Regions from separate parts of the Homo sapiens genome. Here region 2 is linked to region 1. The links are chromatin loops, found by intact Hi-C in ENCODE. Cell type or tissue: natural killer cell. All regions are shown on one strand. Region 1 has its middle 82 kb from the start of ZNF397. Region 2 overlaps MAPRE2 (microtubule associated protein RP/EB family member 2).

Region 1 (5,000 bases):
TTAAATTTTTGTTCTCTGTGTTAATGGAGAGAAAAATGAATATACAGGAAATAACTCTGATGTTAAACTTCACCACTGCACCTTTTCCCTTCTCTCTTTTATTTTTATTTGGTAAACCAAGTTCTGTTATGTGCTCAAAACTGCTAGGTGCTGGGGACATTAAATTCGTGGACAAAATGGTCCCACCCCTAAAATCATGCCCTAGGGTGAACACAGTCTTCAGCACCAGCAATCACAACATAATGTGTTAAAAGAGAAGATCTAACCCCTTCAGAAGAAATGTGTAGTGACCTGAGGCAAGGTACTTCTGACTTCTAAAACAATAGTAGGTGACTGATGATCTCCAATCCACTTCTGTCAAAAGAGACCATGTGTAGATCCAAAAAGCACTGTAGATCCAGTGCCTAGTGTTGCGCAGAAAGCTTACCACCTAGCAGTTAGCCATGAAAGTCTTTATTCTTCTGGGGACTCAACATACATTAGAAAGTTGAATATATGGCAGGCGGATGAACTGTGGGAAGGGGAGGCAGGAATTTAGAGCTAGAAGTGCTAATGGTTGTGCTGGGGGCCTAATAAGGAGCAGTAGAATAGGGGCTATCTCTGGGTGGCTGTCTCTGGAGAACAGAGAGAGTATCTCTCTTGCACATCACACTTTAGTTTGGGTATGGACTGAGAGAAATTATACCAATACCACCATCACCACCACTAATTGCAGTAGGCAACAATGTACAACTATGTGCCAGGCACAATAATAAGCTCTTTGCATGTATTATTTTATTACATCCTCTTAGCAACCTTACATCTAGGCACTTTTCATTCCATTCATTCATAAGTATATTGTGCACCTTCTTTGTATTAGTTAAGTGTGCTAGTTGCTAAGGATAGGATGGTGAGCCAGGCAGACATAGTCTACATGGTGATGGTGCATGGAGTTTAGCAGTAAAAGGTTAGAAATTAGCCAAACGGGTCAGGTGCAGTGGCTCACACCTGTAATCTCTGCACTTTGGAAGGCTGAGGTGAAAGGATTGTTTGAGGCCAGGAGTTTAAGACCAGCCTAAACAATAGTGAGACCCCTGTCTCTATTAAAAAAAAAAGAAAAGAAAAGAAATTAGCTAAATAATCTCACTAGTAATTATATGTAGGTAGTTAATTATACACTGTGCTCATGTATGTAACTTTTTTTTTTTTTAAGAGATCACTCAGGCTGCAGTGCAATGGCTTGATCAAGGCTCACTGCAGCCTTGAACCTCTGGCTCAGCCTTCAGAGTAGCTAGGACTACAGGTGCATGCCACCATGACTGGCTAGTTGATTATTATTATTATTATTATTGTATTTTTAGAGATGGGATCTCACTACGTTGCCCAGGCTAGTTGGCCAGCTCCTGGCCTCAAGCAATACTCCTGCCTCAGCCTCCCAAAGCACTGTGATTACAGGCATGAGACACTGTGCCCTGCACATGTATGACACTATTATTCATTGAGCACCTATTGTATACCAGGCTGTGGGCATACAACAAGACTACTGCTATTGTCTCTAGGTTCCAGAGAAGGAAGCTGAGTAAGTTTCAGTAAATAACCCAACAACTTGCACACTTAAAATACGAGTCCTTACTCACTGTGCTGGTAGAAGAATGACTCAGTGCATGTCGGAAGGAGCAGAGAATAGACCATCAGTGGGTCACTGCCTTAGTTATCATTAGAGGTGGCTAAAGCAGAGTGTGCTATGGGTTCTCACTGGGCAATTGGGAGCCATTATCCTCATGAATGAGGCAATGACTGGATTTCCTCCTTGGATATTCAGAAGTTGGGAATACGGAGAAAGGTATATAGCATGATTTCTGTGTTGAAAGTGAACAGCATGTCCAGTAAAATATGTGTTTTAAATTACCCCTGAGCTGTTTTTTAAATTATAACCAATGAAGAAAACTGTCCAAAGGAAGCGTTTCCCATGACCTTCCCTTTGGAAATAACCCAGGTTTTCTAGTCCTTAGTTTAACGAAGGTATTTTCAGGAGAAGGAAGTTGTGGGGAGAGAGCAGGGCAGGAAGAAGAGGAAATTTTTATAGATAAAGTTGATTTTTAATGAGCTTCTTTTAGCCTAGTTACCTCCCTTGTCATCATAGTATGTGCTTGTTTGCTGTTGAACAGCGCAGAGTGATGTTGGTCTGAGGAGTGACATCAGAGTCTCTCACTGGCCCTGTTTCTCCTGGCCCTATGGTCCTCTCTGCAGTTACAGGGTCTCTGGAAAGGCTGGAGGAGTCGACACTTGTCCCATCCATTGCATCACAAACTGAGTAATGGCCATGACAGTGTGCATGGTAAATATATGATGCTTTGTTTCTTTTCAGGAAGTGGAAAATAAAGTGCCACAGATGAGGTGGAGGCAGATGTGGCCACTTCCTTATTGCAGAGACGGGGTTGTATGAAGAATGAGTGTTGTATATAATGTGTGACTTCTCTGTGGCTTCCACCTGCTCAGCCCCCTGAGTGGGATAACCCAAGAGGCAACAGGTTACTTAGACATGCCCATTGCCTGGAACACTCTGGGAACTTCAGTACAAGTCGATAGAGGAGAGTGAAGGAACAACATGGAGATCATTTAAAAACTCATTTATGTCAAAAATTCACTTAGGACCTGTCTGTGTTTCTGATTCCTCTTTCTTATTTCATTTGCATGGGAAGTGACCTCAGATCAAATAACTGAGTGAGAAAAACAAATTAAATCAAAGCACCCAGGAAAGGGACATTTCATTCAAACAACTTTTTTGGGCATCTACTATGTGCTGGGAAGCAGCCTATAAAAAATACTTGCATTTGATTCCTATCCTCCTGCTCCCCACCCCTCCTATCCTCCGCTTCTAGGGTAGGAAAGTTCTGCCTAGCTCAGGTAACTATCCCCTGGGGGCCATGTTGTTTTTCATTGTGTAGTTTATTGGGAATCAGAATTTTTAAGTGCCAGAAGGGATGTCAAAGATTACCTAGTCTCATTCCCTCATTTTACACTTAATTTTATGAAGCTCACCAAAGTGATATGCTCAAATTATTTCACAGCTGTTACAGCATAAATGTGACTCAATTCACATTCTTTTTGCAAAATGCCTGTATAAAATAACAAAATGAAATCTATCCTTCACTGTCAACTACATTGTTCTAGTTATCTATTGCTGTGTCACAAGAAGCCACCCTAAACTTAGTGACTTGAACCAATTTATTATTCTCTTATGGTTCCATGGGATAGCGGGGCAGTTCTTGCTTGAGGTCTCTCCTGTGGTTGCTGTCAGATGGACAGATGCTCGGAGTCATCTGAAGGCCCAAGGGGGCTGGATGTCCAAGTTGGCTTCTTCCCGCACAGGGCTGGCAGGTGATGCTAGCTGTCATCTAGGTGCTCAGCTGGGCTTGGTATTGGATTGTCTTGAAGGTCCCTTCTGTTCTATCAACTTGGGAAAGTTATTCCCTTTCGAGAACCTCACTTCATGAGAATGTGTTGGGTTGCAAGGAAGCGACTCATTTAAGTTACCTCTGACTTATGTTAATTACACATAAATGTGAGCTCTATAAATCTGGTCAACTAGATTCCAGAAAATCGTATTTAAAACCTTCCTTGGTTCTTTCCTGAGTGTTTGCTTTTTCTTCTTTTTTTTTTTAGAGACAGGGTCTTGCTCTGCTTCCCAGGCTGAAGTGCAGTGGCACAATCATAGCTCACTGCAGCCTCAATCTCCTGTGCTCAAGCCATCCTCCTGCCTCAGCCTCCCAAGTAGCTAGGACTACAGGTGTGCATCACCACACCCAGCTAATTTTTACATTTTTTGTAGAAACAGGGTCTTGCTATGTTGACATTGCTGGTCTCAGACTCCTAGCCTCAAGCAATCCTCCTGCCTCAGCCTCCCAAAGTGCTGGGATTACAGGTGGGAGTCCCTGTGCCCAGGCCTCTCTTTTCTTTTGACCACTTTCACCTTTTTTCTATTTCAGAGCAACTGCTCATATATAACATCAGCATGCTGTGATCCTTCCTCGTGGCTTCGTTCCCTGTGCATCCTTTCAAGCTCTGGTATTCACTGCTAAGGTTCTCAATCCTTAGTGCAAATGAGAGGGAAGGGGAGAGCAGAGGGAGGATCTAATTGCCATCAGAGAGGCAGACCATGTGGTCACTTGAAAACCCTAATACTGACTGGCCCTGGGTTAGACGCCCACTCTGAACCACGTAACATGTGGCTGCCTAGGACTGCTCTTGCTGCAGGGCAGTGAAAGCAGTGGGCGGTGTTGAAATGTTTAGCATCAGGCTAAGAAGATTATTATTATAATATCAGTAATATCTGTACTACCTCCCTCACAGGATTGCTATTGAAGCCAAAATTAGTAGTAATAGCTAACTTTGCTTTCTTTGTCCTTTCCTTTTCCTTTTCCATTCCTTTCTTTTTCCCTTCCCTTCCCTTCCCTTCCCTTCCCCTCCCCTCCCCTCCCCTCCCCTCCCCTCCCTTCTCTTCCTTTCCCTTCCTTTCTTTTCCTTTCTTCTTTCTGACAGAGTCTCACACTGTCACCTGGGCTGGAGTGCAGTGGCACGATCTCTGCTCACTGCAACCTCTGCCTCCCAGGTTCAAGCAATTCTCCTGCCTCAGCGTACCGAGTAGCTGAGATTACAGGCGCCCACCATCATGCCCAGCTAATTTTTTGTATTTTTAGTAGAGACAGGGTTTCACCATATTGGCCAGGCTGGTCTCGATCTCCTGACCTTGTGATTCGCCCACCTCGGCCTCCCAAAATGCTGAGATTACAAGCGTGAGCCACTGTGCCCGGCCTTTTGTTTTGGAGACAGAGTCTCACACTCTCACCCAGGCTGGAGTGCAGTGGCGCAATCTCGACTCACGGCAACCTCCGCCTCCTGGGTTCGATTCTCATGCCTTAGCTTCCTGAGTAGCTGGGATTACAGGCGCATGCCACCACACCCAGCCAATTTTTGTATTATTATTTTTTTAGTAGAGATGGGGTTTCACCATGTCGGCC
Region 2 (5,000 bases), 53 kb after region 1:
CCATTCAGGACATAGGCATGGGCAAAGACTACATGACAAAAACGCCAAAAGCAATTTCAACAAAAGCCAAAATTGACAAAAGGGATCTAATTAAACTAAACAGCTTCTGCAGAGTAAAAGAAACTATCATCAGAGTGAACAGGCAACCTACAGAATGGGAGAACATTTTTGCAATCTACCCATCTGACAACGGTCTAATATTCAGAATTTACACGGAACTTAAATATATTTACAAGAAAGAAAAAACCCCATTAGAAAGTGGGCAAAGAATATGAACAGATACTTCTCAAAAGAAGACATTTACACAGCCAACAAACATATGAAAAAAAAAAAAAGCTCAACATCACTGATCATTAGAGAAATGCAAATCAAAACCACAATGAGATGCCATCTCACACAGTCAGAATAGTGATTATTAAAAAGTCAGGAAACAATAGATGCTGGCGAGGCTGTGGAGAAATAGGAATGTTTTTACACTGTTGGTGGGAATGTAAATTACTTCAACCATTGTGGAGGACAGTATGATGATTTCTGAAGGATCTAGAATCAGAAAAACCATTTGACCCAGCAATCCCATTACTGAGTATATACCCAAAGGAATATAAATCATTCTGCTATAAAGACACATGCACACATATGTTTACTGCAGCACTGTTTACAATAGCAAAGACATGGAACCAACCCAAATGCCCATCAATGACAGACTGGATAAAGAAAATGTGGTACATATATACCATGGAACACTATGCAGCCATAAAAAGGAATGAGATCATGTCCTTTGCAGGGATGTGGATAAAGCTGGAAGCCATCTTCCTCAGCGAACTAACACAGGAACAGAAAACCAAACACTGCATGTTCTCACTCAAAGTGGGAAGTGAACAGTGAGAACACATGGACACAGGGAGGGGAACATCATACACTGGGGCCTGTTTGGGTGTTGTGGGTGAGGGGAGGGAACTTAGAGGACTGGTCAATAGGTGCAGCAAACCATCATGGCACACATATACCTATGTAACAAACCTGTACGTTCTGCACATGTATCCCTTTTTTTTTTTAGAAGAAGACAAAAAAGGTCAATTCAACAGGATGACTTAACACTCGTAAATACATAAATACATATACATCTAGTAATAGAGCACTAAAATACAAGAAACAAAAATGGAGAGAATTAAAGGGAAAAATGGACAATTCCATGATCAATGCAGGAAAATTCAACAGACTCTGCAGCAAATGTTAGAACTGGACAACAAAAAAATCCATAAAATACAGATCTGTTTACTCTGACACTGGTATTAGGTAAGTAAAAAAACGCACATAGAAGATCTGAATAATACCATCAAACACCTTGATCTAACTGATATTTCTAAAACACTATACAACCAACTACTGCAGAATACACATTCTTTTCAAGTGCATGTGGTCCGCTGACCAAAAAAGACTACATCCTGGGCCATAAAGCCAAGATCAGAACAAGGATGAAAACCACTCCTTACTGCTATTTTTTACTGCTTCTCTTAAAAAGCAAAGCAAACAAACAAAAAACCCAACAAAGTAAAGCAATTCTTATTTCCCAAAAGAAGGTGAGAGGTGATGAGTACTTAGATGACAGGTGCTCAACAAATGCTCATACATTGCTAAACAAATAAATGAATAAACATGATTACATTTTACAGTCATACAAACAGCCTTAGAAAACCCAACATTAAGGGTAATTGTTGAGTGAGAATATTCAAATATTCAACAATGTTCTTGAAAAACACCTTAGGATTTATTCAAATCTACATTTAGGGATTTAATTATGATTGCTCAAATACTTTATTCTATTCTACTTAGGTTGCTTCCTTTTGAAACCACTTTTGTGGCATTCCTATTAATCTGATTTTAAGGCTAAAACACTGAAGTCCCTAAGGAAAGCAGAAAGCTCAAACTCAATTTCCATAGCAACTCTAAATCTATCACACTATATTTATATATGGGCGTTTGATTTAAATACATGAATGTATGTGAATCTGCAATGTGTCTTAGCTGTCGTTGCTATAGTAACTACATAACTTTGAATTTCCTTTTATGTTTAGTAAGTGTTCACACATAAAAACCAATCCCCACCAACAGCTATCTTGAGTTGCAGATATGGCTCATAGCAATAAATTTACAAACATCATGATTCACAATGATGCATGTACTTATATATCTATCATTGTGAAAATGTGTATTTTAATACATGCCCCTGGTTGGTAGATTAAAACCAATTCAAGATGCAACTCCTCAGAATGTAGACAATAAAACTTACCAAGCAGCCATTTACCCTTAGGTGACAGCCTCTGCTTATGCAGTAAGCTTGTTACAGTAAAGTCCCCAACGACACACAGAGAAGCCACAGCCAAACTATTCTAAGGCTTCTCTGAATCATAAAGAAAAGCTTTTATCTGTATCAAAATGGTTGAAAAATCTAGCATGTTCTTAAAAAAACAGGATGCACCAAGTATTTAGAATGTATCTATTTTATACATAAGCAATCTCTGGTGCATGCTTATATAAGTAGTCTGTACAATGTAAAAGCACAATTTTTTTTCTTGCTAATGTAGACTGAGTCCTTTCATGGTGACAATCTACTCCAGGATCACTTTTTCCACTCTAATCTGGTCCCTCTGTCATACAAAATGTTTGGGAGCTGCCACTTACTGCTCTTACTGTATAATAGTTAGGACATAAGCTAATTTTAATATTGGCCTAAGGAAATTTTGGGGGAGAGATAAATCCACTAAAAAAATAAATCAAGTATTCCAAACTCAAAATAAAAAAAAATTAAGGACTATCACCTGTTTTTGATGATACCAGCCACTGCTTACGTCCACTAATGCAGATAATTAAGAAATGACCAAGGCTTAGAGGTGGGAACAAAATTACTGCTACATGTTAGTGACCTGGCAACACTGTGATATAAATGTGATACAGATATGTGAATTTTCCAGACCGCTGACCATCACCTTTCATTTGCTCTAAATTTCAGATGAACAAAAGCAGACTGTGTATAAAGAGAACGGCTTTGAGTGACTCCCACAAGCAGGGGTGCCAGTTTAGATAATGTAAAAATAGAGCTCATGAGGGAAATAAATCAGGGTCAATATTACAGAGAATTATGACAATTCTAAGAATTGTAAGGGACCTATGAGAGTATTGATGACTGCCTGCTGGTGTCATACATATACTAAAGACTACTGAGAGGCAATGGAACGATTTGATTTTGTAATAAAGATCCCAGGATACTATGAGGCTCTTTAGTAAGGTTTTAAGTTTTTTTTTTTAACTGAGGTTTGTACTTTCTATTGATACCTGTATATTCCTTGCCCTAATGAGCTATGTGCTAAGAAACCACATCCCCATCTTTATTACAATTATGTCTAAATTAAGAAAGAGCAAACACACTCTGGGTAAGTACCTCAGAAACTCATGAATGAAGACTAAGGTGCATACATTTTATAGCACCTATTCTGACTCTTGGAAGACATTTTGGCTTATATTATCTTGGCTGTATTCCCAATAACTGGATATGACTTCTAGAAAAAATGAGGTCTTAATGCATTTATAGGAGCCTTTCTCCTATCATGGCTTTTAATAATAACACTCTATATGTGATATACCCCCAGTATAGTTTTACTACCCTACAATGCCCAAAAATCAGAGCATATTTTATTAGAAAGGGAATGGCAGTTTGACTTCTGAAAATATCATTTCTCCCTGATTAAGACCAATAACGTAAACATGGTCAAGGTATCAGGAACATGGTCTCAGGAAATTACTGCCTTCCAGAACATTAAAAATAAAATTTATTATCTGTTGACTTTAATGTGTTTCCTGAGCATTGTCACCCAAGAGGTTAAGCTCTAGAAAATATATATTTCTCTTTCAGGTTCATGGACATTCTATCAAAATGGCACACGTTTATCTGCAGCTTTTGTGAAAGACAGATGAGGGAATTCCTAGAAAACGAGGCCAAGGTAGCATAGTAACAGTGCTATTTGGGTGTGGAGGAATATTGGTACCAATGAGAAAAAAATTAAGGACAGGTTATGATCGTGGAAGAAAATATTCTGAGGTCTGTCCAATCTCACTACAGAAAACTTGAAAAAAATGGCAGTTGAGTTTCGAGTCCAAGCTATCCATCATTCACAGCTTTAGAAAATGACATTAAGATGAGAAATATCAGACACCCTTGATTTTCTTAGCTTTTTGTCCTCCCACCCGACATACCTCCTGAATCCCAGACTTTGGAGAGGGCACAACATCCCCCTTTTCTCCACCCCAGCTCCTAGACTGATGAAAACTGCTGACAAAAGTTGAAGGCCTATCTAAACTGCCATCAATGTTTGTTTCCCAAACTCTTTGTGGCTTAATTTTTACCCAGCCTCTCCTATCGCTTTGGCTCCAAGAAAATAAATATCCTCTCTTTTCCTTTCTAACACTTTATCTATGCCCTTGACATCTCACCTTTTCCTTTCAGCTTTAGCGTCATACTCCAATTTCCCCTCTTTTTCTATTTTCAATGATTCCTTCTCCACAGACATGTCTCCCATCTTACAAACCTGCTTACATTGCCTTATCCTAAAAGCAAACAAGAACAGTTGAAAAAAAATAACATCTTCCTTCCAATCTTATTTCCTGAAGCTACTATCACTCTTTTCCCTACACAAACCAAATGTTTTTATTTTCCTCCATTTTTTTCTGACACATTTGTTAAAGGTTGAATCTACTCTTACTGCCTCCACTTCCACAAGCCCTTGTTAAATTGCTGCAATCTAGGCCTATGCCCTCAGTATTTTAATGGACCAATTCTCTGAGGGACTATTAATCACCTCCTAGGAGTCAGACTTTGGCCTATTTTTCAGGCTTCATCCTATTTGATATCGCCACAATTAATATTTGGCACTGTTGGTGACCCCTCTTTCTACAAATTTCCTACGGTTTTTGTTCTCTGATGCTGAGCTCTTCTGGTTTTCTTC

What was found. Hi-C counts contacts between places; a loop is a spot of excess contacts. Peaks named below come from ENCODE experiments on the same cell type or tissue, not always from the same donor. Only the 100,000 strongest peaks of a DNase experiment are listed, where the experiment ranks them.
Region 2: a loop joins it to region 1, with 8 times the contacts of the local background. A loop is called at or near these places in 4 of 110 quality-filtered maps.

The regions. Positions count from the first base shown.
Region 1 is chr18:35,156,597-35,161,596 of GRCh38, reverse strand. No RefSeq gene overlaps it. Among named protein-coding and RNA genes, the nearest start is that of ZNF397, 82 kb to the left of the region's middle. In natural killer cell, no CTCF peak of the experiment used is centred here; a DNase peak (open chromatin) is centred at 2,386; H3K27ac peaks cover 1,743 bases.
Region 2 is chr18:35,104,068-35,109,067 of GRCh38, reverse strand. The region is part of intron 4 of MAPRE2 (microtubule associated protein RP/EB family member 2); the gene reads right to left. Among named protein-coding and RNA genes, the nearest start is that of MAPRE2, 65 kb to the right of the region's middle. In natural killer cell, no CTCF peak of the experiment used is centred here; DNase peaks (open chromatin) are centred at 2,097 and 2,327; H3K27ac peaks cover 1,980 bases.